2 separate regions of the Mus musculus genome follow, and region 2 is linked to region 1. The links are chromatin loops, found by intact Hi-C in ENCODE. Cell type or tissue: heart. All regions are shown on one strand. Each heading gives the region's core, and the rest is flanking DNA. Links, peaks and the distances in the headings are about the cores only. Region 1 overlaps Adam19 (a disintegrin and metallopeptidase domain 19 (meltrin beta)). Region 2 holds the start of Adam19 (a disintegrin and metallopeptidase domain 19 (meltrin beta)).

Region 1 (14,974 bases), core at 2,719-10,718:
TAGATCACCCCAATCTAAAAATGGTGGGTTCCTTCCCAGCTAAAATTAATAACTGGTGGTCCCGCTGTTCATCAAGCACTTGTCATGAAGAAGGAAGGGTACTGAGGCTTAGAGGAGTTGAGACATTGCCCAAAATCTCAGCAGAAACACTCTGGAGCCAAGATGAACCAGATTATACTCCCAGGGCCCTTGTGACCATCTGCTGCTGAAGAGCTGGGATCATATAATATGTATATAACAATAAAGTACACACACACACACACACACACACACACACACGCGCACGCACACATTCGCATCCTTCTCTTGCCCCCAGGAAACTGCAGTCTAGATGGGCTCCTGGTTCCTCTGTCTTTGCCACATCTATCATCACAGAAAAACCCGAAGCATCTGAATTTGCTTCACTCAGGAACTTTTTAAGGGAAGTCAACTTGGCTTTTCTTACGCCTCAGAGAAAACAGGGCCCGTGGATTGGGCCCCTGATTCAGCAAATGTGTAGAGTTCTTCCAGTTTTAGCTCTAAAATGTTCAGTCCAAGTAACTGGCTCAGCAGACTTAGGAGGAGCCCATGTGCCTCACCCTAAACCACGCGTGCCGGAGGGAAGTTGGGGGCTTGGATGACCATCCACAAGGCACAGGGTTTCCACCGACACCCGGGGTGTGCGGCTACCCTCTTTTCCCTCCGCATCTTTGCTTTTTCTGTAGTTATTATTGTTTATTTGTTTGATGTGTTTACTGACATACCACTTCCATTTCTCATCAGTGCTTAGAGGTAGGCTCTAATCACCCAGTGCAGGAAGAAAATTCCTAGAGCCAGCCAGCCAAGCCCTGCACCTCCCCTGAGTCGGGTCTGGGACAATGGTTGCTACACAGGTGGCGGTAGGATCAGCTTCCTGTATCCCCAGGGAAAACACACTTCTCCAGATGTTGGGTGTTTGGTTACAGGATCGCTGAGACGCTATTGCTGGTGAGTTAGGAGCTGGACACAGGACTCTACTGTGTCCCTAGAATCCTTCCCTCCAGGAAAGGCTAGTGTTTGGCTTTCACCTGTTACATACCAGTGGCCTCTTTCCACAGCTGTTGAGGGCAGAGAAAAAAAAATACAAGGCTGTGAACTTTTCATCTAGTAATTCCACAGCAATCAACTCTGCCTTTTAAGCCCTGAAAGTTTAATTTTTAACATTTGTTTGTTTGTTTGTTTATGGTTTTTAGAGACAAGGTTTCTCTGTGTAGCCCTGGCTATTCTGGAAACTCACTTTGTAGAGCAGGCTGGCCTTGAGCTCAGAGACCTGCCTCTGCCTCCCCAGTGCTGGGATTAAAGGTATGTATCACCACCGCCCAGTTTGAAAGTTTCTAATTTCTATTTGTTATCGGATGAACCATCTCTCCAGCCTGAGATCTAGGATCCGTGAACCTCTCGCTGGCCAAGAAAGCCTTCAAAGTTCTACAGGTCCTGAAGTGGTTATCAGAGTCTCAAAGAGACAAGAGACCCCAGGGCTGGGACTGTCAGCCACTGGCAAACATGCAACCTTAGTTCTACCCACCAGGACTGCCCCTTAAAAGGAGGCACATGACCAAACACGTCAAAGCTTTGCTTGTGGAGAGGAGCTGCCATTGCAAAGTTTTGTTCTCTGCCTTTTGTGCTAGAACTTGCTTTCGCATAGAATACTTCACGGTCTGAGAATACCCCATGAGTGCAGCTCAAACTTCTGTGAATTTCCTAAGTGCATGGTTGAAACAACCCGACTGAAGAAGTATAACTATTCGTAGTCTCCCTAGAAACATCCCGATCCACTTCAACATCTAAGTCAAAGAATCCCCGGGCTTTCACCCAGAGGGAACACATCCTTGATGCCTTTTAAACTGGGCTCTCCCTTGCTCAGTGTGCCTCAAAACCCACTTCATTTGTGAGAAAGGTCAGGGGGTCAGAGCCAGGCGCATGTCTGTTTCCAGCCATCTGCTTCCATGTGACTTTTACATGGGCAGGGGCACAAGATGTCATTTTTGAAACATGATTTCCATCAGAAAACTATAAACATAACTGAAAGCCACTGACTTAAGCCAGTGCTTGTAGTTTATAAATTAAAACAGAGAAAAACAAAAGGCCCCCAAACACTCACACAAACCAACAAAAGACAAAAACCTGACCCAAGAAGCTGAGTTGTTTGCCTCTGGTTGATAGCTCAGGGTCCCAAATCAGCAACAAGAGCTCAGGTGTGTGTGACTTCTTGCCCTGCAGACTGTCTGAGGTGCAGCAATCTCCCCCAGAAAGTACACACCTGGTCTCACCTTATCAACATAGTTGGCAATCTCCATGAGCTTGCGTTTGGTGGCATCCTGGTCATGTCGATTCTTCTGAAACTAAACAGGACAAACAGAACCAGGTGAGACAGACCCCTCCACAGCTCTCACCCAAGGGTCTTCCGTGTGCAGTCATTTTTCAGTAATAGCCCTTCCCATGGCTCTCAGCAGGAAGAACCTGAGTGAGATCTATCTTGGCTACCTCCATCTCCCAGGGCAAGGAAGCAACCAGAGCAGATGTGATTATCTTCTTCCAGCCCCTTCAGGTAGTTATTTTCCTGACTTTATATTACAATGCTTCCGGTTAGCTCACTGATCAATCAGAGGAGGGAATGGTCTCTTTGCTTTGCTCATCAACCCAATAGGAAGCCACCATCACACATCTTATAAGGCTTTCTCCTACATGTGGTCAGTTGTCACTGATCTAATGGTTGCTAAACTGCTCTATGGACAAGCTGTGGTGCTTAGCACAAAAGGGGCATATGGATGTCAGGTCTTGATGACACCCTACAAGAGCTTCAGTCACAGTGGAGGGAGAGCCAGAAATAACCATAACAACAAATCCTCTACTTAAGAAAGAAGGACACAATTTAAAAGAGCTAAGAAGCCGGGTGTGGTGGCGCACGCCTTTAATCCCAGCACTCGGGAGGCAGAGGCAGGCGGATTTCTGAGTTCGAGGCCAGCCTGGTCTACAAAGTGAGTTCCAGGACAGTCAGGGCTACACAGAGAAACCCTGTCTCGAAAAACCAAACCAAAAAAAAAAAAAAAAAGAGCTAAGAAACTCACTGAGAACCTACACGGACTAACTGCAGTGGGGGGGGGGCATGCAAATGTCACATAGGGGGTGCTGCCAACAGGGCCATGTGGCATCAACATGGTTTTGCCTTCCACATGATTCCAAGAGGCAGTGCCTTCTTTGGTGAGAAAGACTCTTTGACTTCATCATCACTGTGAAATCAGACATCGATAATGGGGCATAGGAGAGAAGAGTGTGCTGAACTTGATTAGAATGTCTGCCTAAAGCCCCATTAGGAGGCTTTGTATTACCACTTCTGTCTGAAAAGGACAGACCTCTTTCACCTTCAATAATGAAGTAGGGAAATTGTCAGGATGGGAAGACGAAAAGATTTTAGAACTGTAACCTCCCCCTGCCCTAAAGGATAGACATGCCCTGTGTGCTGTCATTTTGACCCAGAATCTGGATAGCTAGTGAAGGTATTGTTAGGTGGGTATTCCTTATTCAAGCCGTTACAGGTTTCCTCCTCCAGCTCTTCCAGAATACCCAAATGAGGTGCCCTAGAGTATTGGTTTGGCAAGGGCTGACTCCCAGCTCTGGTACACCACTTCCTCCCTCTTGTATTAATTCTGCAACAGTCCTTGACTTCTTTGGAACTGACACTCACCAGAAAAGAACTCCTTTGCTACCCTTATCTCCTACAGAGGTAAATTCTAGAACCCTGTTGCATAGACCTTTGCAAACTGTTTAATCTAGAAGTTTCTATTACCAAGACCTCCTGACTTCTAAACTAGTCCTGTGGCAAGAGTCTTTCCACTTATTTAGTAAACATTTATTACTGCATTGGGAAGAGATTTCTGGCTTCCAAATATATTAATCCTATCCTCAAACAGTAAGGCCCAGTGAGGCCACCATAGTTGAAACAGTGTGTCATGTTTTCCAGAAGACTCTGAAGCAGGAGTTGGTAAGCTTATTCTACAAAGCGCTACTGAGTAAACATGATGAGGCTTGGTAGACCACATGATCGTAGACCACAGCTGCTCAGTTCTGCCTTGGTGGAGCACAGCTACCCAGTTCTCCTTGGTTGCTTAGAAGCTTCCAGGATACCATAAATCAAATGGTATGGCCCTGCTCCAGAATAATACTCATAGGAACATGTGATAGGTTCACATGGGCTGTAGTTTACAACCTCCAGTCTTAAAAAATATGTGCTTCAGTGTTACCCTTTCTGAGGCAACCCCGGTCATATAACACGGTAGGCCAGCCTTTCCCAGATATCTTACATCCTGCTGGTACCACCAAAGTTCTTTACAGCCCTATGTCTAAACCCATTCTTTCCCCTCCCCCAACGTAAGCCCCCCTCTTTGCTCCCATTGCATTCTATTTCACTTAATAAATGAGGGAATGTGCCAGGATCCACCCAAGCAGCTCTCTCACACGCCTCCTTGCCTACAGAATGGACATGCTGAGAATCATCCCAGAAGCTCCCACCTCGATCTTGGCCCAGGCAGAGAGCCACTGCTTGCTTGCTTGCTTGCTTGCTTGCTTGCTTACTGCTGACAGCTCTCTCTAGATGCCAATAGCACAACCTCACTGCCCAGAGCTTGCTTTCCCACTCGAAGCATCCCTCTGGCTGCTGTGAGTTCCGAGCCCGGAGATAGCGGCTGTGTCTCAGCACTGGGGGATAAATCACAAATACTACATCCTTCCCTTGATTCATCTTCCTGCATGCTCAGATTAACGACCAGGAATATATTTCTGCCAGCAGATTCTGGGCTGCAAATCTTGCCTGGCCTGATCCAACCCTGACATGAATCATTCAAAGCCTACAGCTGAGAGATGTTCATGACACTGAGAACTGAGAGATCCCTGACTCAGCAAGAGGTACGAGTCATGGGGGTGACTTGTAGCTAAGGGGGTGAGGATGTCTATGTGACTGACTGGTGCTTTTTAAGGGGTGCTTCACTCCCCTGCATCAGTAAGATCCTCTGGGTGGTCCCACAGCCATGGTGGCACACCTTCAAACAGAGCCTTTTCTTGCCTGGTTTGCTGGGAGTCTAGCTACCCAGCAACAGACCACTCCCCAACTCCTCCTCTTCTATGCCTGCTGGAGACTCACAGGTTAAGTGGCTTGTAAAACCCTGCACCAAGGACCCACTGGGCAAAAGAATAATACTCCTCCCTTAAACTGGAGCGGGGGGGGGGGGTTCTAAGTGCCTCACTCCATTGGAGTCTCAGGACATTTTATCTGAACAATCTTAGGAAAAATGACGAAAGACCTTGTATCAGACGATACAAGATATAAAGCTTAAATGGAGAACTCTCTGGGAGGAAAGACCTTGCTTTCCCCCAGGAACCTTCACAATACAGAGAGCCAAAGGTGCCGCTATGGGGTGGGGCTAAGTGGGTTACTTGGCTGGCTTTGAAGCCAACCTTTGTTGCTGCTCCCCCATCTACACATCAATCTGTAGAAAGAAAACAAAAACCCTAGAACCCACCCATTCCTGACTGCTGGGGGGTGGGGTGGGGGGAACAATGCCAACATCAGCTTAAGAAAGCTAAACTCTTTTGAAAGTAAACACAATGTTCCCTCCCAGGAAAGCCCTTCACCTCCACTTCGCTGCCCAGTGAACTCCTCCTGTCTTTAAGAAAGAAGGCTAAAGATCCTTCTCTTCCGACCTCTAGCTCTGAAAATAAGCTCTCAAACCTGGGCTAGAACTCCCTCACCCGCTGGCATTGCTCCGACCCACGCTGTGGAGCTGCAAAGAAAGAGGCCACTGGGGAAGCTGGTAGCCCCAAGTAGAGAGGACAGGAGACCATGATACAGTGATGAGCCCCCACCCCCACTTTCATGGAGTTTTGCAGTGCTCAGCCAGGGCACAGGAAAGAGTGTTTGGCTGTGGTCATGTCACCACACGGTATGGGACTTGAAGGTAATGCATGGTTAATGGAAATATGGGTGGTGGGTGCATGGAGGGCTTCCAGGAGGAAACAGAACTCCTGGACTCCAGGATAAGTCTCCATTCAAGCTTTCTTTACACGCCACCTGCCATCTTTGGCATCACCAGATCAGAGAGGGTCTACCAAGGCTCTAAACCACACCAGATCTGCTGTGTGCATTTTAAGCATCACCAAGGGCCCATTTCAGTGGCTCCCATGCCTAGAGCTACAAGGGTTTTGTGCTTCTACAGCAAAGTTCAGATTCAAGAGCAGCTCTGGCTCACGGCTGCATCCTGATGCCAAGCACTATGTTGGAACGGCACAGAAAAAATCAGGAAGTCGCCTGAAAAAGTGAGACAAATGACTGGGCCAGGTGGACAGGTGTCTGTGAAATCTTGGGGCCTGTCCAATTCGAGGAAAATGAGTCAAGGGACTATCCTGCTCTTTTAGGCCAGTGTTTCCCAAGCTTACCCGCTATGCATCAAAACCAATCCGATGTCTTATGAAACCATGGATTGTGGGACCCCCACCCTGATGATCTGGGGTTCGAGAGATCTGGAGTGAGGCTAAAAAATTTGCATTTTTTCACAGTTCCCAGGTGCCACAGATGCTGCTGCTCTGGGGACATTTAGGAAGCAGCAACATGGTTATAAAAATAGATACACATGTGAGAAGACTGTATCTGATCAGATGCGGCAGGCGCCTGATACCTTTGTAAAACAGAAGTCTACAGGATTCTCTGAAGGATTACAGACAGTCCTAAGAGAAAGCATCCAAACTGTAGGACCATGAGATCCAGTCTAAGCAAAGCCCGTGCTTCCGTGGCTGTCCTAGGAGTGCCTTTCCTTGGCTTTTTGCTGTTTTCTTTTTTTTTTCCTTACTGTTTAAAATGGCTAGAAGAGGGCTGGAGAGATGGCTCAGCCATTAAAGGCTAGGCGCACAGCCAAAAATAGAAAATGGCTAGATTTAAGGTCAGATTTAGGATCAAATTTATATGATAAACTAGAAAAAGATGAATGTGATGAGTTGGTGCTTTCAAGAGAGAAGGTTTGTCTGTTTGTTTCTTGTTTTTTGTTTTGTTTTCTGTTTGCTGAAATCCATTGCTGACCCCTTACCTCTGCATAATCAGCCACCAGGTAAAGCTCCACGTACTTCATAGAGTGTAGATCTTCCCGTTTCATCTGGACAAGAAGAGACAGAAGCAGGTCAGTGCAGTAGAAATGGCTGGCTCCAGCTCATTCCAAAAGGCAGCTGAGAACCACATTGGTTAATAAGCTGTGACCTTTTTACTTCTTTTACATTTAGGCGTTAGGGACAGTTCTGGCTGCAGCCCACCATCACCATCTGCAACGGGTTATTACTCAAGGCCTTTCTGAGCCATGGGATCTAATCCTCTAGTCTCAAAAAACAAAGAAGCCAAACTGGCTAGCACAGGCAAAAATTGAGGCCAGCACCCCACAAGGGAACATGCCGACAGCTTAGTTCCCAAGTAACTTTGAGACCACAGACCTCTGTTCTCAGTGTGAACAAAACAAATATTGTACATCAGATGAGGTAGCTATTCCAAGAGGGGAAGTGACATTTTTTTTAACCTTACACAGTGTTTTAAACCAGTATCTTAGAATATTTTAAATATAAACAGTGATTCTCTTACAAAGGTATCTCACTCAACAATAGAGAAAGAGAGAGAGAGAGAGGGAGAGAGAGAGAGAGAGAGAGAGAGAGAGAGAGAGGTGGGCTTTTCCCTCTTTCTTACCCTTCTCTCTCAATCTAGAAATACCCCTGGAACCAAAGTAAGGGTGCAGAGAGGACAGGCTCCAGTCTGCCAGCTCCACTGGGAACCTGAAAACTCACTCTGCGAGGTTGCTTTTTGGTCTGATGTGTAAACTGAAGGGCCCAGTCCTTCGAGGTGGGCCCGGAGTGCTCGAACCCACAGTTCCCCGGGGGCAGCGTGAGATGTTCGGATCTGTAAATACGGTGTTGGCTGTCGCTGTTAGGGACGGGCTCGATGATGTAGCTGAGGTTACTTCTCACTATAATCAGTCCTCTGTGGATAAGAGAAATGGAAGCTTCGGTCAATGCTTCCGGAAAAGTCCCTTGTGCAGATTCAAATGCTCCATGCTTCTTCACGTTCTACTGGGTCACGAGGCCCTCTGGGAAGGCCTGGTGTAAGCTTAGACCCTCTGTAGAGAAATACACTGTGGGGCACAGAATCTCAGAGCACTTTAGACCTACCTCCCTAAGTTCAGGCTTTAGACTGGGACCCCTAAAGGCCACCAAATCAAGCATGACCCATGACAATCGTAGACCCCATAGACCCCATAGACAATCATTAAACTGTATAGGCCCTGAAAAAGTAACATGTGATCAGAGGAAGCACTCTGGCCTGCCAGCTAGATAGCCAGCCTCTCAATTTAGCTGTGGCACTCAAAGGTCACATGCTCAAGAAACATCTCATGACCCCGAGCTTCAATCTCCTCATCCCTAAAATAAAAATGATAATGTACTAACTCACGGGGCTCTTGAGTAACTAAATGAAAGACAAGTGTCCTAGTGCCTGGGAGCCAAGCATCCCTACCCATCAACTGCCCCATGCCAGCAGCTATCTGGTCAGGTGACACCCACAACTAACCATATAGAACAATCTTTCACCCAGTACTGAACTCAAAGATATGTGCTGGGTTATTTTGTTTTTGTTTTTTTTTTTTTCACTCACTGAGATTTCACTGAGTTCTAGATATCATTCAAACACAAATAGTCTTATTGCTGGTATCTATAGAGACTTGGGTCCAGACTCCAAAGGAAACAAAAAATGCCAGACACTCCAAGCCATATATAAAATGGTGTGCTATTGATGTATAACCTATTTGTTTCTTTCTGTATATTTTACATCACCTCTATGTTACTTATAATAGCAAATAAAATGTAAATGCTGAACCAGGAGTGGTGGTGATGTATGCCTTTAATCTCAGCACTTGGGAGGCAGAGGCAGACAGATCTCTGTGAGTGAGGCCAGCCTGGTCTACAGAGTAAGTTGCAGGACAGCCAGGGCTACATAGAGAACCCTATCTTGAAAAAACAACCAGCTAGACAAACAAACAAACAAACAAACAAACAAACAAACAAAGGTAAATGTTGGGCCTGGAGAGATGGCTCAGCAATTAAGAGCACTTGCTTCTCTCTCTAAATCTGAGTTTGGTCCTAGCACCCATGCCAGGCAGCTCACAAACTGCCTCTAACTCCAGATCCAGGGAATCTGATGTTCTCTCTTAGCCTCTACAGGCACTGCACACACATGGTGCACAAACATACACTCAGGAGCACACACATTAAACAAACAAACAAATAATATTTTTAAATGTAAAGGTATGTTACATATACTATATTATTTAGGGACTAAGGTCAAGAAAAAACATATATGAGCAAAACTTTTTTTTTCTAAAATAATTGATCCATAATTGGTTAACTCTACAGAGGTGGAATGCAGGAGCACAGAGAATAACTGTATTCACGGTTGGCAGGAAGGCAGCCATTCTAGCTATGTATCTACAACCATGGCAGTTGCTAAGGATGGAATATGAACAAGCCAAGCTGCCTGTCCTGGTGAAGAACAGGCTGAGAATGGGTGTAGTCACTGTGACCCATGACCTAGCCTGAGCCTTGACAGACACCCACGGATTAGATGCAACTGCTTAGGGTACTGTACCACTGAAGCCTCTGTGGCTCTCTAGGTTCAGTGAGCACTTACTGCCTCTGGCTTCACCATTATCAACAGAGGTGGGGAGATGCTCACAGGGTAGCCCCCTGTCATCTTATCCACTAAGATCTATGATGTGCCAACCTAACACTGTGATGTAGGAATGAAAAGACAGTAATGTCTGCCAACTGTGCGTCCCATGGTTAATTACCTTTCCGTAAACTGTGTCTGAGGATGGAAGGGGGCCAAATGCCTTCTTTGTCATCTTATCTCCCACTGGGAACCCTGCAACAGTCAGCCACACTTCTGAAGAGTGTTGCTGGCATCATCAACTATAGTCATGAGTAAATATAGTCTGTCCTTCTGACCCACTCTCCAAACTGCCACCTTCCACACAGAGAGATAAACAAGACAGCCAAGAAATGGGTTCCAGATTCTGGGAACAATGAGCCCAGGACTGAATCCCCAGGACCTTGGCAACAAGTCACTCAGGACCTTATCTCCAAACCAAAGACCTTCTCAGCTCAGCCTCTGGCACCATGAGTGGCAGCGCTTCTTTCTTGGGCCACTCAACCTCTAGCCACCACTGCCCTCTCAGGATGCCCACCCAGGTTTTGTCCTTTAATAAGAGCTCATGATTCTCTTGGGACAGACTCTGGTGGGCAGTAGACCTTTCCTGATCCCATCCCTCGCTGACCTCATTCCAGTACCGGGAAGACTATCAACTTCCTGGCTGCATCCTGGCTGACACAGCAGCCGCCATCTGGCCTATGGTGAGACACCTAAGGTGTTCCCTTAACAGCTAGGGTGGAGGGCAAAGAGCAGGGATCACAGCAACTTCCCTACTCTGCACAGGAAAGAACGGAGGCCAGGGCAATATTGGCATCCTGTTCCCAAGCTATCTCTTCATCCCAGCTGACCAGAGCCTCGCCCACCACCCCAGCTTCCTCTAATGACTATAATATTGGCCACTAAATGATGTGGACCACAGACTGGCTGGTGATCCTGTGTGCACCAATATTACACCCAGTGAATGGAAAGTTCCCCATAGGAATCAGTGAAAGTACCAATTGGAACTTGGCAGCAGGGCTGGTAATTATCATCATAGTAGCTATAACTTATTGAGCTTTTCTATGAACTGGGCACCAAGCTGATGAGAGCTAACTTCTAACTAACTTCTCTGACCCTTACAAATATTTTTTCCATGACCAGCCCAAATTCACACAAGTAGTAAAGAGTTAAAACAGGGGTGAGCTTCAGCAATCTGGTTCCTCATCCTACAACCTTCACCCTGACTTTTTATCATCTTTCATAATAGACCTGGAGAATGGTTCAGAAAGACACCCCCATTCAGTGAGCACTCACTATCCACGACTTCACTACTGACAATGAAGGTAGGAGGATGTCCAGTGGGCAGTTCTCTGTTACCTCATCTTCTGTCATCAGGACTATGCATATGGCTACAGTGATGGCGGCAGTGACTCTCTCAAGTGAGACCGGCCAGGATGTGTTGATTGATGTTGGTTGTAGGTGCAGCAATAGAGAGAAGCTCACCAAGATGCTAAGCCCTCATTTTCCAAAGGAGCAGAGAGGTACGTCCTCCCGGGGAAGCCTGACAGCCAGCTAGCTCACTCCAATTACTTTATTCAAACATTATACAGCATTAATTAGGGATGGGAACTGAACGCTTATATGTTTGGCTGTGAGCCTAACCCTCAACGGCTGAGCTATCATAGCATGCCTTTGGTCCGGCAATTTGAAATCATTAAGAGTATAGACTGATCCAATTAGCAGCCTCTTTTTAAATTTAGGTCTGCTCTAGATTGACTTCTCTCATAGAGGATTTGTAATGCCATCACAACCAGAGAGAGCACTTATAACCACCTTCATTTTGATAATTTAAAACAATGAGAACAATTTAAAACGATTATTATTATTTATTGAGACAGGATTTTTTTTTAATGTGTGTGTAGATCAGGCTGACCTGGATTTGCTCTGTAGATTAGGCTGGTCTCAAACCCACAAGGAACTTACTTATCTGTCCCTGCCTTAGTCTCCCAAGTATTGAGATCAAAGGCCTGGATTTATTTATTCATTATCTATGTACCCTTGAAAACATCGAAATCAATTTCCATATCTTTCTCTCTTCTTTAGAGATTAATATCTTTGATAACTTAAAACATTTTAAAAACAATTATTGTTATGTATTAAGACAGGGTTTCTCTGTATAGCCCAGGACAACTTGAACGTGTTTTGTAGATTAGACTGGCCTCAAACTCAAACTCACAAGGAACCTGTCTGTCCTTGCCTTTATCTTCCAAGTATTAAGATCAAAGGCCTGGATTTATTTATTTATATACCCTTCAAACATTTATATTAATTCTCATTTTCTCTCCTTTCTTTGGAAATTAGCATTCCTGTAGATAAATATACTTATATCCCCCTTTTTCTTCATGTAAATTTATTTAATACCCTTCTCTTTATTCAACTGAATTTAAATTCCCTCTCCCTTATTGTATAATGTGCTAGGTTGAGCTGTAATCAGTTCTCCCATGGAAGCTCATGTTTATAGAGACTGGTTGCTCATAGCAGTATGACATTCATTTTCATGTTAGCTCTCACAACCTGCCATTAGTTCTCCCATGGGAGCCCCACATTCTAAGGAGACAGGCTGACTGCTCAGAGCAGCTTGAAATTCTACCCCATGTTAGCTTTCATGAGCACAGCTTTGTTTTTTTGTTGGATAAAAACAAAACAACTCTGCCCCAACCTATCTCTGGGTCCCCACAGTGATCAGCAGGACAGTTTCCTAGAGCAAAATGGTTTTGGGCAACAGAAAAGCATTATTTTTTAATTTTACTAACTCCATTGGTAGAGCATGAGACTCTTAATCTCAGGGTTGTGGGTTCAAGACCCACATTGGGCACCAATTTGTTGTATAAATATTTAATCTCAATCAGAGGTTTTTGCCCTGCCTTTGATCATTCAGTTCCTTGATTAAAGACACACAAATTTAATTATTATAATAAGCCTTAGTTAGCACTAGACCTGGGCAGATATCTACCCTCTATGCTATTTGAATCTATTTCTCTATCAATAATCCCATTTTATAATTTGTCATGTTCCATCTGGGCCGCTCTTACTTCCAACTGGCTAGCCCTCACGGCAAAAACTTTTGATTCACCTATCCCCATGGTGACTTCTTCTTCTCTCCATCTTCTCCCCTCATGGTTCTCCTCAGACCCCAAGCCCAGTGAACCACAAACCCTATACATGTCTCATCTGCCCAGCTTTTGACAGTTGGCATCTTTATTTAACCACCAGTTTTAAATTAAGGAGCAAGATTATTACAATGCATAGCAAAAGATCAAACATCAACAAGGATGCACCTAGCCTGTCTGTGGAATCCAAGTTCCCTGGTAGATGGCAGAGGAGGGATCCGCCCAACCTTATCGTCAGCTAGTGTTTGCTGACAGCTAACTGACCATGTGCCGCATAGATGGCAGATGTTACTCTCTTTAAATTTCCCCAGCACATTGTAAGGCAGGCAAAATTACAGACCTCACTTTATCAGTGAAGAAACTGAGGTTCAGAGAGATTAGAATCAGAAGCTTTCACCTGTGGCTGCTGGTTAACAGATATAGTCTGTTCCCTTAGGCTCTATGTAGCTCCACTAGTAAGCTTAAGCCTGTGCTCAGAGAGCCCAGGACCAGAGTTTTCAAGCTATTCAGCAATCTTCAGAAAGTACCCAGGCTATCCCAGTAGACTCAGGATCTGCTTGCTGGACCAAGAGTCTGCACTTGAGAAGGCTCAGCTGATTCCAAGACAGGCTTCAAATCGGCAGTTAAGGAGACTGGGCTTAATCTCCATTTCCAAGAACAGACCATTCCAGGCAAGCCTTGGCCTCAGAAGCTGCCCCACCAATGGCCTGAGGCAAGGACAATGGGTCAGCAGCAGTTTCCAGACCTCCCCCAGCAAGTTTCCAGCTCCCACACCCTGATAATGGAATGTCTATAGAGATGGACCCAACAAATTAACATAGAATTCCATAATGTGCTTTAAATCAGGTCTGCAAGCTCACTTGGGTATCTCTCTATTCTGGTAATGGGAGACCCCAGCACACTGGACTTCTACAGAATAAAACACTCTTTGTGTTTACATACTATTTGAGTCTAGCATGAGTCTGGGTTATCATTCTTCGGCAAATCATGGACCCTTACACACTAAGTCCTATGGGAAATGCTCTGCCGAGCCACACCCAGGAACTTCAGGAGCCCATGCTCCTGACTGTCTCTATGGCACATGATTGAGACATCATCTCAAGTAGGCAGTCTGAATGACCCAAGCTTGGGATAACCACTGAGGTTATCCCTTCCAGCACCAGGATTCAGCGACCTCTCTCCTTTCTCCCGTCACTATAGCCCTTGGGGACTCACCCCAGGCCTAACGACCACTGATCCTCCCCTGGGATTACTTGGAGACTGAAAAGAGTTGGCACAACCAAGCACATTACAGTGGTCCCCAGCGTTATTGATGGCAAGTTTCTAAGAATGAAGCTCTGGGGGCTCTCCCTTGCTACCACCCTCAAGCTACCTTATATCTCCCCCTGCTCCATCATTTATCCTAAGGGCCTCCACTGATCCAATTTGCTAAATGTTAGCTCTGGCAGAGGCAGAGATTAGAGGTGAGGACAGAGGACCTAGGAGGCAAAGAGCCAGGATGCTACTCTCCAAACCTATTCCTCATCATTAAGAGAATGAGAAAAATAAATCACAGATAAGATCATATAGAAGAACCCAGGCAGGCCAGCCAGTCAGGAAACAAGAGGTTCATTCATGCTTAACCCATAAATGACTGAAGGACTCGGTCAAATACATCCTTCAAGACTTGAGAGAGATGCCACTCCCCAAGGAAGCCGCCCCTGGGACACACAGTTATGCATCCACCTTCTCCACATTAGGAGAGATCCTAAGAAGTAGCAGCCCTGGGTTCCTCCTCCCCACCACTTCCCCAAAGTGTACCTACACTAACGGGTCATAGGGAACTTCCAAGGCAGCACAGAGGGAAGAAAGGCACATGATGCTGAGTTCCTGCTGGGACAGAGCACAGGCAGAGAACACAGGCTCAGTAAGGAGACATCCTGGATTACAATCCTGGCTCTGCTGTCTCCTGACACAGCCTTATCACAGGACAGTCTAAAGCAGTGGTTCTCAACCTATGAGTTTGACACCCTTAGGGTTGCATATTAGATATTTACATTATAATTCATAACTGTAACAAAATTACTTAATGGGGGGGCAC
Region 2 (14,974 bases), core at 2,349-10,348, 50 kb after region 1:
GCACCCACATGGTAGATCACAACCATATGTAACTCCAGTTCCAGGGGATTTGATACCACTGAGAGCACCAGGTATGCACATGGTGATCATATATACATGCAGGAAAAATACCCATGCGCAAGAAATAAATATAAATTTCTTTTTAATCTTTTTTTTTCTTCCCCAGCTACCCTAGACGTCTGTATCAGATTCCCTGAGACTGCATGTTGACAGGATCTACGCTCTCATAGGCACAAGAAAGGTCTAGAAAATCCCCCATCAGACAGCAGTGAGCTCTACTGCTTTCTTTGCTTGGCACTGCTATGTGTTCTATACTGAACATGCCCCACTTGTGCAATTTGCAAACAGTGGAGCAAGAAATGATAATAGTTGCCCTTTACTGAGTGTGCAGTACAAGGTAGACACTGGGTTAGGTCCTTTATACACACGCAGCATCTCAGCCTCCCCACGCTTTGAGATGCAGGACTGTGATTATAGTCCTGGGCGAAGGGACTGAGACTTAAAGGGAGAGAATGTAGGTGCTGAATGGTAAGGTCAGCATCTAAATGCGAGCCACAACGTGAAGCCACATGCTCATTTTCTCACAGGGCCATATCTGTTTTGCCAGCGCTCCACAGAAAAGGAGCTATGACCCGCTTGTCCTGAGCGGCTTCAAACTGGAGAAAAAGTAGGCCCTGGCTCTGACTCCGCTAAAGCTCCGCCCGCCACGTCCCATCTCCTGACCCCTCCTTCCCCCACCCCACCCCCACCCCAGCTCCTCTGCCCGCACCATTCTTGGCTATGATTTCTCCATGTGTGAATTCCATTAAGGACCCGCTCACTGCTATTTCGGGCCGTGCATTAGCACGAGGACTTTAAATCGATGGGGAAAAAGCCAGACACCTCAGAGTGATGAAAAACAAATTTCAATATCCTTCCCCTCACCATTGTCTCAGAAACCCTTGTCTGTGGCTCCCGGGAGACCAGAGAATCCAATGAACAGAGAAGTGGGATAGGGATGCTAAAATCCTCGTAATCTACAGGACCTCTGAACTTGACTGTTCCCTCCTTGAAACTCTCCCACAGCTGTCTCCACAGCTCACTCCTTTAGTTCTCTGCTCAGATTTCCCATGATCATTTCTGACTGCTGTTCATCAACATCGGCTCCCTCCCACCCCCCACCACCCCCACCACCCCCACCACCCCCGCTCTTCCTGAGCCCAGTGTTTTGCTTCCTGTATACAATTCTCATTATTTGATATCCTGTACACTATCCGTTCACTCCCTGTATCCCTTCTGACTCTAGCAAGAGCTGCAGGCTGGCAGAACTCTTTTCCCCACAGCTCAACTCGAGTCCAGGGACCTACCCTGGTGCCCAGAACGTCACAGTTCACGTGAAAACAGACAGGGAGAGCAGAGGCATCCACCAAGAGCTGAAACGAACAAGGCTTGGGAAGTTTCTGAGCACGGACCTAGATTCCTTCCATACCACCAGAAGGTAGAAATGTTAACATAGTAACTTGAAAACTCAGAAAAATCCCCTCTCCTCAGCCCAGAGCTGTTTTGAGTCTGGGCTTGGCGGCCTGTGAAGGAGAGGACGTGGGGAAAAATAGCCACACCAGGAAGTGCAGTGCAGTTGGAGTGAATTCAGTTCGGCAACACGTGTGCAAAAACAAAAAGCCCAATTTGGATGAGAAAAGCAGGAAGTCCTTCCCCAGGGACACCTGGTGAGATCATGCTGTTTGGCTGTGCCACTTCCACTCCAGGCTGCGGTAGGCTAAAGGAGGCCAGGAACCATATCTCCACGGGCCTCCCTGGGAGTTGGTGGAGGCCATGGGCAGACAATGGGTGGCACCTATGAAAAACCCCTAGCAGTTCAGTAGGTATGTTAAAGATCAGGACAAGCCGGGCGTGGCGGCGCCCGCCTTTAATCCCAGCACTTGGGAGGCAGAGGCAGGTGAATTTCTGAGTTCGAGGCCAGCCTGGTCTTTAGAGTGAGTTCCAGGACAGCCAGGACTATACAGAGAAACCCTGTCTCGAAAAACAAAAACAAAAAAACAAAAAAAAAACAAAAAAGAAAGAAAGAAAGAAAGAAAGAAAGAAAGAAAAGAAAAGGAAAGGAAAGGAAAGGAAAGGAAAGAAAAGAAAAGAAAAGAAAAGAAAAGAAAAGAAAAGAAAAGAAAAGAAAAGAAAAGAAAAGAAAAGAAAAAAAAATCACGACTCACGACAGGGCCTGCTCAGTGAAGCTTTGCCTTCCGGAGTTCAGTCCTAGAATCCATGTTAACAATAACAATAAAGGCCAGGCAGGTGCTTGTCATCGCAAAGATGAGGAAGGGGAAACAGGCAGATTCCTGGTGCTCTTTGGCAAGCCAGACTAGCCAAATGAGTGAACTCCAGGCCAATGAGAGAGTTTCTTTCTTTCTTTCTTTCTTTCTTTCTTTCTTTCTTTCTTTCTTTCTTTCTTTCTTTCTTTCTTTCTTTCCTTCCTTCCTTCCTTCCTTTCTTTCTTTCTTTCTTTTGGTTTTTTGTTTGTTTGGTTGGTTGGTTGGTTGTTTTTTTTGTTTTGTTTTGTTTTTTTATTTTTTTATTTTTTTTTTCGAGACAGGGATTCTCTGTGTAGCCCTGGCTGTCCTGGAGCTCACTTTGTAGACCAGGCTGGCCTCGAACTCAGAAATCTGCCTGCCTCTGCCTCCCGAGTGCTGGGATTAAAGGCGTACGCCACCACACCCAGGGAGCTCTTGTTTCAAAATAAAGTAGGCAGCATTCCTGAAGGGTGACAGTTGAGGCTATCCCCTGACCTCTGAGCAGACATATCCATATTCAAACCTGTTCTCTCTCTCTCTCTCTCTCTCTCTCACACACACACACACACACACAGATACAAATACACACAGAGACACATACACAACACACACAGACACAAATTAAAAAGAAATTTTTTAAAAAATCACTATATTGACAACTCCACGTGCTCACATTCTACGCTTTGCCCACTCGGCCCATCCCTCACAAGCACCCCATGAGGCAGCCATCACTACTCTCCTCTCAGATTTCCTCAGCTTGCCCTACCTAGGTCACATGCTACAACTCCACATCCAAGCCAAGAACACAACTGACTTCCACTCGCCCTCTTCATACACTTGCTGGGTGACTTTAGACAAGTGTCTCTCCCTTTCTGTGATGAAGTTTCTGTACTTGTGCACGAGACCACAGCACTCAGGAGTCCCTAGTGCAGTGGTTCTCAACCTTCCTAGTGCTGCGACCCTTTCATACAGCTCCTCTCCCTCCCCACAACCATAGATGATTTTCATGGCTCCTTCATAACTGTAGTTTTGCTACTGTTATGAATCCTCAATGTAAAATTTCTGGTGACAGGTTTGCCAAGAAAGAGGTTTTGAGCCACAGATTGGAAGCTCTTGTTCTAAAGAAATCTTCCTAGCCTAACTTCCTGTGATCTTCTACAGAAGTCCCAACACAGAAGGAAAGGACAAGGGTCCCTCCTTAGCTGATTCAGCTAAGGCTCGGCCCCTGAACGTATCATCAATTCAGTGGACTTGGGGAAGAGCGAGGGTTAAATAGGACAGACACGGACAGCAGTCAGGAGCAGGGAAGCAGCTACTCAACAGAGCCAGTAAGGCACCAAACAGATCCCTAAGAGAAGCCAAGCGCAAACTAGCCCTCCCTGAGCCTTGGAGGAGCACAGCATCACAGTCAAAGTGATGCCCTGAGCAAGGAGGCGCTTCCCACACTGGGTAGCTATCCCCGGGGAAGAGAAGGAAAGAAACCATTCAGCAAACCAATAAAAGGCTGGTTTTGCTCTGGGAGAGGGGAGCCAAAATGGCAGTGATGTCTATCTTTTTGGGAGTGCTGAAATGAAAGCCAGCGGCAGAGGGAAGAGAAAGGGACAGAACTCTGTGTTATGTAGCAATTTCCTCCATAATAAACCCCATGCTCTTTTAAGACACAGGGTGCTTACTCCAGAATGTGTTAAAACATTCCATTCTGCTGGGAAGCTCATTAAACTCAGAAAGTAAACAATAAACAACCCAGGGCTTCAAGGAAGTTCCTGAAGATGACCAGAATCACTAGACCCCTCCCTCCTCAACAATATATAAGCAGTAAGGACTACCTCCTTCCCTGAGGCTCAGTCTAGTCAACCCAAACCCAGCCCAGCCCCTTGGACCAGGCTCACACCACCAGAGCTGCCTGCAAGCCATGCAGTGAACCTCAGGCTTCTAGCTTTCATGAGTTGTTACCCATGCTGGGTGGGCCTTGGTGAGGCTGCTATCTTTTGAGTCACTTCTGTACCCATAGGTAACCCTTCACCCCTATTACTGTAAGCAATCCCAATAAAAATTACTGGTTCACAAATTTGGACTTTGGTGGCATCCTTACTTGGGCCTGTCACTGGCAAACAGATGTTCGTCCACATCTCCATAGAGTAGTGGCACAAAACACCCTGTCCCTGCACCAGCTGCCCTCTCACAGCACTGGGGACTTCTCTGCAAGTGTCCAACGAGCCCAAATTTGGAATAAATCCTTCTTCTCCCATTCCACCAAAGCCAGGCAGCCATTCCCACTGGTTTGGATGGGGAAGGCCTTGCTCTAGCCCCTTCTTGGCAACGAAGCTTTCATTACTCATCAGCTTCCAGGGTGTTTTGGAGGCTGCCAAGAGCAGACGGGCAACTCTCCAAACCAAGCATCCTTATCTACAATGTCAATGTGGACGATAAAAAGTGGGACCATTGGTGGGGAAATTATAAAAGCCTTCAGAGTCCCTAGCCAAGTAGGAGGAGCTCTGGGAGGCCAGGTGACTGGGGCTGACGGCAGAATGGGCAGTCAATCAATGGACACAGCTGGGCAGGGTCATCTATTCAACCCTGCACCCATGAATTGAGACAGTTATGCCGGAAGGCGAATCAATGCGGAGATATTTCTGAACTAGGCCGACGCCCAGCATGAATGAGATTAGGGAAAAGCTGAACCCGAGGAAGCCAGGCGGCTTCAAGCAATGCACTTCTCAGCAGAATCTTGGGTAGATGCAAGAATCAGGGTCAGAGGTGCCAAATCCCTGCCCAGCCTGCTGCTTCTCCCGTCTCCCTCTAATCGCCTTCATTTCCTGCCATACACTGAGCGGGAGCTAGGACAGCAGCAGCTGCCTCCAGTCCCTTCCCGCCCTTAGACACACACACACACACACACACACACACACACACACACACACATTCGGCCCCAGTGAACTCCACGATGCACCGGAAACACAGCCTAAGGAAATCCAAGCAGGATGTGAAGTATCCCGCCAATCTCCCAGCAGTCAAAAGACCAAGGAAAAGCTCTCTCTTGGCAAGAGGCCCTGCAAAGGGACCAAGGATGTCGAGCTTGGGGCAGGGAGCGGGGTGGAGGCTGGGGGGGTGTGGTGTGGGGGGGCACACCACTAAACTTCTTCCTTTCCAACTGGGACACCTGGGTCAGACTGGCATCAAATGTGAGTTCATTGTTCTGTGTCAGACAAAAGAAGGGAGAAACCCACTTACTCGTTCTTCTCCAGGTCTAGGATCAGCTCTCGCCCTTCAGCCATGACCCTGAGCTCTGCTCTGAGTGGATGCTAAAAACAACAATAAAAACGTGTCAGTTCCTGGAAGCAGGGACCCAGGCTCCCAGGGCCCCAGCACCGGATCTGACATGGTGCCAGCACAGGGATCCTCCGGAAGCCAGCGAGGAAAGGTCACCAGCCTTTCCAGCGTGAAGTGACCTCAGTCCCCAAACAACCCGAATCTTCCCCATCTGCTTTCTCCCAGAAGCAGAGGAGAGACAGACACTCAAGCTGAGGTCCAAGGCTGAGCAGGTGTACTGCAGTCTTATGAAGGTTCTCAGAAGTAAATTCCCTGGAGAGTCAGACCCTGGATCAGTGTGTGTACAGGATGTCACCTGTAATTGTGGGACCCTGGACCGTCACCCAGCCTCCCTACATCTCTCTTTACTCTTCTATGAGATGGTATGGTAATAACCAACCTTCTGAGGATCCTTAAGGACTAGAGGAACAAATAAATGAAGGTAAATGATGTATCACAGTGCCTAGTTCAAAGGAAGCTGTCAATCTTACACTGGCTATCATCTTTAAAAAAACACCCAAGTGAGTTCTTTTATATTTTGCTTTCTTTTATTTGGGCCTCAATTTGGACACTCCAATCATCAAAGGGGTGGTAGCTAAAGCCTCACAAATTAGAGTTGTATAGTAAGTCGAGTCAGATGTATCTTACACATAAGCAGTTTGTCAATGGCCAAACACACCATACACCCAGCACAGATCATCTAAAACATGCAAATGGCCAATAAACCTGAAGAGCAGTGCTGAGCATCATCAGTAAGCACTGTCCTCTCTCATGGAGGGAGGGAGGGAGGGAGGGAGAGAGAGAGAGAGAGAGAGAGAGAGAGAGAGAGAGAGAGAGAGAGAGTATTTTAAAAAAGAGGATAGCCTAAGAAAAATCAAAAGTGACATAGTCCATTTAAAACTGTGAATCGCAGTGCTGTGTGGAACATACTTTAAAATGGTCACCCTGAGATCCTCTGTCTGAAAAATTTAACTGGAACCATTTGAAAAATAATTTGACAACATGGACCAAAATTTAAAAAAATCTTTAAGCTAACTATGGCAATATAAGGAGCCAGTGACACTTCCTACATCCTTCTTCTTTTTCTGTATAAGTGTGGACTGTGCGAGATACCCAGGACCTCAGGCAAGCTCAGTACAAACTGAGCCACACCCACAGCCCAATCACATTCGTTCTCTTAACCCCTGCTCCACTCATCCCCAACTGGGATCTTGGCTTCAGACTTCAAGACCACCAAAGCCTCAGATGAGATAAGAACATTCCAGTCAGGTACCTGGTCCAATACCCAGTTAATCCTGTTGCCTCATCTTAAGAGGGGGCATTCGATATTCAGGAGGCAGGGAGACAGATGGGTGCCCAGGCACTCCCTTCCCTAATTCTGAAGCACTAATTCGGCAAGTGGCTGGTGGCTCCCACTTGTGGTTTTGCCCTGGGGACTTTTGGAGTGAGAGCCCTGCCCAGTCACATTGAGAATCAAGGACGCACAGCCCCTGTGGGCATTTGAGCACATGACTACAGAAGTCAAACAAGTCCTTACCCTGGCCTGAAGGTGGCACCCATGTGACGGGCCACACGGAAAAAAGAATCTTGGCACTGAGCAAGTGATACCATGTGCCCCCCACAGAGACATTACTTGACACATGAGAGCTAATATTTATTTTTATTTAGGTGATCCAAAAGTACTTCTCTCTGTTTCTGGAGTGTGCTCAGACACAGAGGTTTAAAATCAGATGTTCCCTGTTTCTAGGGAACAGATCCAGCACAACACAACAGTGAAACTGCATTTCTCAGCTCTCCGGAGCTTCCCTGTCCAGCTCGCCTACGGACAGCTTCCCTCCTGGAACTCCAACAGGGCCTGAGGAAGCACTGGAAGGTGACCCCAATGCTCACACGTCCCTGAGAGACCCCCAAATCCCTTCTGTTGAGGGCAAAATTAAACAGCTACACACCATCTGGGACAAGCTTGTCCTGTGTATATGCATCATCCTCAAAAATCTCTATTAGACTTCATATACAGTCAGTGTCTAAGCGATGTCTAATAAATCAATGAATTATTCAGATGCAAATAAGAATCAGAGTAAACTAACACACTCCTCTCCCTCTCTCTCTCTCTCTCTCTCTCCCTCTCTCTCTCTCTCTCTCTCTCTCTCTCTCCCTCTCTCCATATATTTATAGTGCCAGGCACTGGGCTGCTGATCCTTGTAGAATACAATGAGCCACATTCTGAGTAGACAATGGCTGGGAACAATGACAGGATCTGGTCCTCCGCTTTGTTTCTCGGATCCTTCCTGAGGATGCCCAACATCCAACATCTGGAGGTAACAAAGGAACCTCTATAAAAAGGATCATATCCATTCTTCGGCAATAATGGTAGTGGATGAAATATACAAGACCTTACACTTAAAAAAAATAATCTGCCTGAGAACGGCCATCCATTAATTTGTCTAGCATTTCCTTAAGGCTATTTTCAGCCTTTCCTACTTTAGGATGAAATGAGTTCATGATTTTTTTTTCTTTGCTTTTCGGGTAAAATGTTCCCAACTTTTATTGTCCTGCTTTTAAGTTCTCTTACTAAGCCCAAGCGGTGAACTTGGGGGACATGTCTGCATGACTCTACAGTCACTTAAGGAATTCTGGGTGTTTCTCATCTGTTTATCTTTCCAGATTCCAGGGCCACAATTGTCTGAAGTCTTTCCTGACACTTCCTTCCCTGGCTTTAATCTTGCTCCTATCTGTTGCCCAATAAACCACAGGCCATTTGGCCCCTAAGAGATCATAGAAACGAGTCCTTCAAAGTGGGCACAGTGCTTATCCATGCAGTGCTAGGACTGGGAAGGTGAAGCAGCATAGTCTCCACTTAGAGGCCAGAGTAGGACACATAAAAGGTCCCGCTGAAAAAGAAAGTTAGCCCTTCTCCACATCTCTGTTCCTCTTTATTCCCACTAAAACTGGATTTGTAAATGAGGAAGCTCAAGTAAAGTAGAAAGTCACATAAGACGTTACTGTCACGCAACTACCATATTTCCCTTTTGAGAACATCCTCAATATGAGTCTGCTTGGTGGACCATGTTCTGACTGTCTTGGCAACATCTGTGTATTTTGCTACTGCTCTGGGCCAAGGAATCAGGAAGATATTTTGAGATATATAACCTAATCCTAGCTCCCTATCTTGCCTCTTATTAACAAAAAATAAAAATAAAAAAAGAAAAGAGAAAAAGAAAATCGCTGGGTACCCATGACACACAGTGTGATCTTTGCATTTTCGAAATGGAAGCAGGTAGATTAAGATTTACATACAGGTCAGCCTAAGCTACACTGGAGACTGCCTCAAAAGAGAACTGGGCTCGGCACATGATGACACCCTAGACTATGCCTTCAAGCCTAGATCCAGGAGATGGAGACAGGATTTCAGAGAACCTGTCTCAGAAAACAGAAAGACAGAAAAACCAAAAAAAGAAAAAGTCCAATCAAGATCTATGGCAAATTCACACATTTGCACGTAATCTGTGTATTTCTAAAAGACTCTGTGTGTGTGTGTGTGTGTGTGTGTGTGTGTGTGTGTGTGTGTGTAGGGGTGTGTGTGTGTGTGTGTGTATGTGTGTGTGTAGGGGTGTGTGTGTGTGTGTGTGTGTGTGTGTGTGTGTGTGTGCACACATGAGTGTTTTGCCTACATATATGTATGAGCACCATATGCATGCCCGGTGCCCTCAGAGGCATCTCCTGGAACTGGAGTTACAGATGATTGTGAACCATCCTCTGGATGCTTGGACCTGAACCCCAGTTCTATCAAGAACAGCAAGTGCTCTTAACTGCTAAACCATCTCTCCAGCCCAGTTCGTGTGTTACTGTGAATTTTCATTTCCTCAACTACAAGGGCTTGGGAATGGGTCTACGAGTTCGTCATAGAGTGAAGGAAAGTCCCCGCTAAGATATCCTAAGTTGACACAGCTAGAGGAACTGTCATTCCTGCTTCTCCAAGGAGCTTGGACATCTTACCTTTCCTCTCCCAGGGCTTTCTGAAGTCCGCCACTGAGGTATTATGAGTTCATGCTGTAGCGGAGGGCTACCTTCTTGGCTTCCTCCTGCCAACACAAGACAACATAACCATAAGAAAACCCAACCTCCACATCTCGGGCACTCAGGAGCAGGCATGGTGTTCAGAAGCCCAAGTGGTGCTCCAAAGCACTTCTGAGGCAGTCATTGCTTCCTGGAAAATGCTCCTCCCAGTGGTCTCAGAAGACCTGCTGGGCGCCACTGGGCCTTGGTGACAAAGTGATAAAGGCTAGGCAAACAAGGTCTGTGTCCCCCGTGAAGAGTCAGGAAATAAGCAAAGATTCTCAGGTGCTACTTAACAGCCCTGGGGGGGGTGGGGGGGGGGAATAATAAGATTGTGCCACAGGATAAAGGGAAGCTGGCAGGGTTCCTGTTTTAAACAGGATGGCCAGTGTGATGATGTTTAAGACCTGAGGGACCAGAGGAAGCCATTTATGCAAAAATCTGGGGAAGAGTAAAGAGTGTCAACTGTAGACGTGGGCCCGGGCTCGCTAAGGCACACGCAGGAAGGAGAAATAGCCTACAAAGTCAGGGGACATTGGTAAATATGCTAAGCAAGGGTGGGTAACTCAGAGGATGTTGGTAAGAAATATATATGCTAAGTGAGACGGCTGTGGTTGTAATAACATAGAGGCATGAGCAGGGTCTGGGTTTCATTACCTGGAAGGTTTTGATGTCTTTAGAGAAAAAAAAAAAGCCCCACAAGAGCAGTATGATCTGTATTGGTTTTGTTTTTGTTTTGAAAGGTGACCCTGCCTGCTGGGAGAATAGGGAGTAGGGGACAAGGACAGAGGAGAAGCAGAAAGGGTGGCAGCAAAGCTAGGGGGCGCACCGGAGCTCTGGTGAGAGAAGATGTGGCTCTAACTTGGATAGCATCCTGGAAGGTGATGATGTGGTGAGGTGCTGAGGAGATGCAGAAGGGTGTGAGCTCAGGTTTGTTACCAAAGAGCTTTAATTTCCCCCTTGGAAGTGACACTCACCTCCCTGGGAGGGCCAGAGGTAAAGGTGACTTCTTCGCCTCCCAACCATTACCATTCACTTGCAAATTGTTAACCTTAACTTAACCTTCCAAGTGTTGAATTCGAAGTTATATTTCACTTCCTTAGTTCCAAACCTTCTCACCTCCAGTTTTTTTCTTATCCTACACACCTGGGTTCTATCAAGAACAGCAAGTGCTCTTAACTGCTAAACCATCTCTCCAGCCTCAGTTCCTGTCAGTGTTGCTGTGAATTTTCATTTCCTCAACTAAAAGGGCTTGGGAATGGGTTGCTGTGAATTTTCATTTCCTCAACTAAAAGGGCTTGGGAATGGGTCTATGAGTTTGTCGTAGAGTGAAGGAAATTCCCCATTAAGATATCCCGAGTTGACATAGTGGGACTGATAGAGGTAGGCAGCAAATTCCTGAGAAAAGAAGCCTAAGCCACAGAAGAGCCATGTTCAAGAATGGAAGACCTCAACACTACTTACAGGTCATCTTTTTTTAAAAAAATATTTATTTATTTATTTATTTATTTATTATATGTAAGTACACTGTAGCTGTCTTCAGACACTCGAGAAGAGAGCATCAGATTTCGTTACAGATGGTTGTGAGCCACCATGTGGTTGCTGGGATTTGAACTCAGGACCTTTGGAAGAGCAGTCGGCAATCTTAACCGCTGAGCCATCTCACCAGCCCTACAGGTCATCTTTTAAAAGATAAGAATTTCCTGATCCCTAAGCAAATTACATCTCTGAAACTGAGTAGATCTGAAGACTCCCAGAGATGTCACCAAGGAACCCTGTGTTCTGTTCCTTCTAACTCAGCCTCATCAACCGCAGGAGGGATTAAAAGATGACTGAGCTTTTGTGGCAAACATCTGTAATTCCAGCAAGACAACTAGAGGTCTAAGGCCATCTTGGCTATCTAGAGATCTCTGAGACAGCATCCACCTACACAGCATCCTGTCCCAGAGAAGAATTAAATTAAAAAAAAAAAAAAAAGGTTCTGCCAGGCATGGTGGCACACGCCTTTAATCCCAGCACTTGAGAGGCAGAGGCAGGCGGATTTCTGAGTTTGAGGCCAGCCTGGTCTACAAAGTGAGTTCCAGGACAGCCAGGGCTACACAGAGAAACCCTGTCTCGAAAAGCCCCCCCCCCAAAAAAAAAATTTTAAAAAAAGGTAGCTGGAGCCAGGCAGTGGTGGCGCAGGCCTTCAATTCCAGTACTCAGGAGGCAGAGGTAGGAAGATCTCCGAGTTAAAGGGAGCCTGGTCTACAGACCTAGTTCCTGGACAGCCAAGGATACATAAAGAAACCTTGTCTCAAACAAACAACATTCCAAAACCCAAACCCCAAAACAAACAAAAAAGTGTTGGATTACCACTGATTAAATTCCTTTTCAAAAATATGATATATTTGCAATCAAAATGTATCCTTAAAAAAAGTCTTATTGGTTTTGTTTACACTGGTACAAATCAGAAGAGATAGATACATTTACATTATTTACCCAAAACATCCTGAGTTCTTAACCCTATGCTACTACGCTAGGTGCTTAATGTTCATGAGGGAACAAGTGAGACATAGTCCTCTACAGAGACTGATGGATCTAGACTCTTAAACAAAAGGAGCTGTACAGGATAGAAGAGAACGACAAAAGGTCTCGGATGGTGAAAAGCACTGAGGGCAATCTCTTTACACACAGTCCAGTTTAAGTACACGTAAGGCAACGTAACTGGAGAAGGGTTGCTCACAACTTGAAAATAAGGCCAGAGCACGTGGGATCAAGCTTTCAGTGTCAGACCTGGAGCGTCACTTAACAAAGGGTAAGAGAATGTTATCTCTGGCTCACTTGTTTGCTTTCGGTGGGATGGCCTGTATTCGGTGAAGTTTAACATTAACTGCACGCCTGTGACAGACAAAGATGCAAGTGACTTCAGGAATAGGAGAGGGAGAACCAACAACTGCTTGATTCTGTCTCACCCAAAGGAATTCCCTATGCCACTCCCTGTATCACCGGGGATATTGTTTATGTTGATATTGATTATGTTGGTATTGATTATGTTGATATTGATTATGTTGATGCTTTTGACCAGCTTTAGCAGCTGCTTTGGCCACTTCATAAATGAAAGAAAAAAAAATCTTCGTCACATTTGTATAAGAGCCAGGAGTTTAACTTTGAGGAAATTATATTTCTGTGGTCTCTTGGTAGAACTTAGAGCCATTAAAATCATAGTTTTGGGAGATGTCATGATTTGGGAAGCACCTTTTAAAGTGTATGAATGGTACGATTCCAGATTCATCAGTATATAGTCATAGAAGGACAGGAAGGGGGAAAGGAAAATATTAATAGCAACTGCTCATTTGGGGATCATGGGTCACTTTACAACTCGTAGATTTTGCTTTCTCCCCGGGTCTGCAGTCACTCTACCTCACTGACTGTTCTCAAGGCCTCCAGATCCCGTGAAGTTTACTTTCCTGTCTTTCTTCTGTGCAAATGGTAGGCTGGAAAATCAGACTCGAACAGGACCTGGCTCCCTCTTCCCCGAGGAACCCCACACCCCAACAAAAGGAAGAGCCTTCTCCTATCCAAGGCAAAGGAGCTGGAGCGTTGAGTGGAGGAAACCCTCGGGTCAGGTTCTTGCAGGGATGGGGCGGGGGCTGCAGCCTGCCCAGCCCGTACACTAGGGCGTCGTTAGCTTGATTTAAAAACGCTGACGGTTGGTACAGCAAGCACCCGCGACCGTCTGGAGTCAGCCCAGCTCTCCAGCTGCCTCAGAGCTAAGGCTAAATAAGCTCTCCCGGGTCAAGATGACAGAAGCCAGGCATTGCCCCTCCGGGACCGTCCCTTCCGCGAAATCCTATGAGAACCTCTGAGGGATGCGGCCCGGGAGGGAGCGGTGCCTGGGAAAACAGTTGTGAGAAATAGGCATTATCCAGCGTCCAAACTGGAAGCGTGGAGCCCATTCCATTTTCTTCACATGAAAACTGAGGCCAAGAGGAGATAGGCATTGGGTGAGGTGGAAAGAAAGCTCCGGTTTCCAGTATCAGATCTTCAATGTGGGGCGTACTTATACACACCTGGGTTTTTGTTAGTGAACTTCAGCTTACGATCTGCATAATGGGTGCGCATGGTTCTTTTATGGTCTTTCAGAGATGCTAAGTGTACAGGCAGAGATAACCAGTAAACCACCCTACCCTAATCTCTCGGAAACCTTTGATTTTCTATCCCACTGGTATGCTTTTGACACCACCACCCCCCCGCCCCCAGCAAGATCCAGGGAGTGGTTCCCTCGCCGATTCGGGATAGGATGCTTGGGGTGCTCCTCTGGGGATGCTCTGGGGTTGCTAGAGCAGCGGGCGCAAAATAGCGATGAGAGAGAGGCAGAGCGGAGACGAGCAACCTCAAGAAAAACAGCAAAGATAGGAAGAGCAGCGGAAAGAGAAGCCCAAAGTAAGAAAACACGGGGAGATGAAGAAAGGAAGGCAAGCAAAGAGAGAGAGAGAGAGAGAGAGAGAGAGAGAGAGAGACTTACTGCTTTCTGATTGCAGTGAGCGCACTAGCTCCACGACCTCCCGTGGCTCACCACAAGAGAACAAAGCCTGGGCTCCTAGGCTTGGGGGTGGCGATACTCACACCCGGGGAGTGGCGGAGTCCGCAGGGATAGCGGTCATGGAGCTGCCGGCATGCAAGAGCGACTCTCAGACCCTCAGTCATCACCACCACCCCTAGTCGCCTCAGAACCCATCTGCGCGCTGCCACTTACTTGTGGTCCATCCCGGCTCGCACGCCGCCAGCGGCCAATGTAGCTGCAGAGCGAGAGCCAGCAAGCAGAACCGGGCGACGCCCGCGCGCCCGGGCATGATAGCAACGGCCCTCTCACTGTCCGCAATCACACATCCCCTGCCATTGCCTGCCCCCGGCCTAGCGGCGGCGGAGGTTTTCAAGCAAACGCCGGCCTAAAAGCCACCCAGCCCACATCCCAGACGCTCCGCCCCTAGCCCCTCAGGGCTCTGCCTGGAATGGGAGGAGGGGAGGCGCCACGCGGAGGAGGGGGTTGGTGGTGGCTGGAGGGACAGCAGTGGGAGGAGCGAGGGAAGCCCCCCGGGAGCATCGCTGACTCAGGTGAAGGACACCCAGGGGAAGGGATGATCCGAATTTCTGAAGTAATCAACCATTCTTGAGGCCTGGGAGATTACAGGACTGGGGTTGAAAGTGTTAAACACACACACACACACACACACACACACACACACACACACACACACACACTTCTGCCCCACTGTAGCTAGTTTACTCTATCCCGCTTTATGCTAAGTACTTTGGGTGACCAAGACAACTCTTTGTAGCTCTAC

What was found. Hi-C counts contacts between places; a loop is a spot of excess contacts. Peaks named below come from ENCODE experiments on the same cell type or tissue, not always from the same donor. Only the 100,000 strongest peaks of a DNase experiment are listed, where the experiment ranks them.
Region 2: a loop joins it to region 1, with 2.7 times the contacts of the local background. A loop is called at or near these places in 26 of 42 quality-filtered maps.

What each region holds. Positions count from the first base shown.
Region 1 is chr11:46,105,806-46,120,779 of GRCm38, reverse strand. Adam19 (a disintegrin and metallopeptidase domain 19 (meltrin beta)) reads right to left here. Exons shown (of 23, transcript NM_009616.4): 6 at 7,831-8,023; 7 at 7,092-7,157; 8 at 2,289-2,360. Among named protein-coding and RNA genes, the nearest start is that of Mir8100, 11 kb to the right of the region's middle. In heart, for the core only: no CTCF peak of the experiment used is centred there; DNase peaks (open chromatin) are centred at 4,069, 7,369, 10,039 and 10,459; H3K27ac peaks cover 508 bases.
Region 2 is chr11:46,055,622-46,070,595 of GRCm38, reverse strand. Adam19 (a disintegrin and metallopeptidase domain 19 (meltrin beta)) reads right to left here and starts at 14,612. Exons shown (of 23, transcript NM_009616.4): 1 at 14,386-14,612; 2 at 9,588-9,673; 3 at 5,514-5,584. The coding sequence starts at 14,482. In heart, for the core only: a CTCF peak has its summit at 7,104 (motif pointing right); DNase peaks (open chromatin) are centred at 4,985, 5,625 and 7,105; H3K27ac peaks cover 4,456 bases.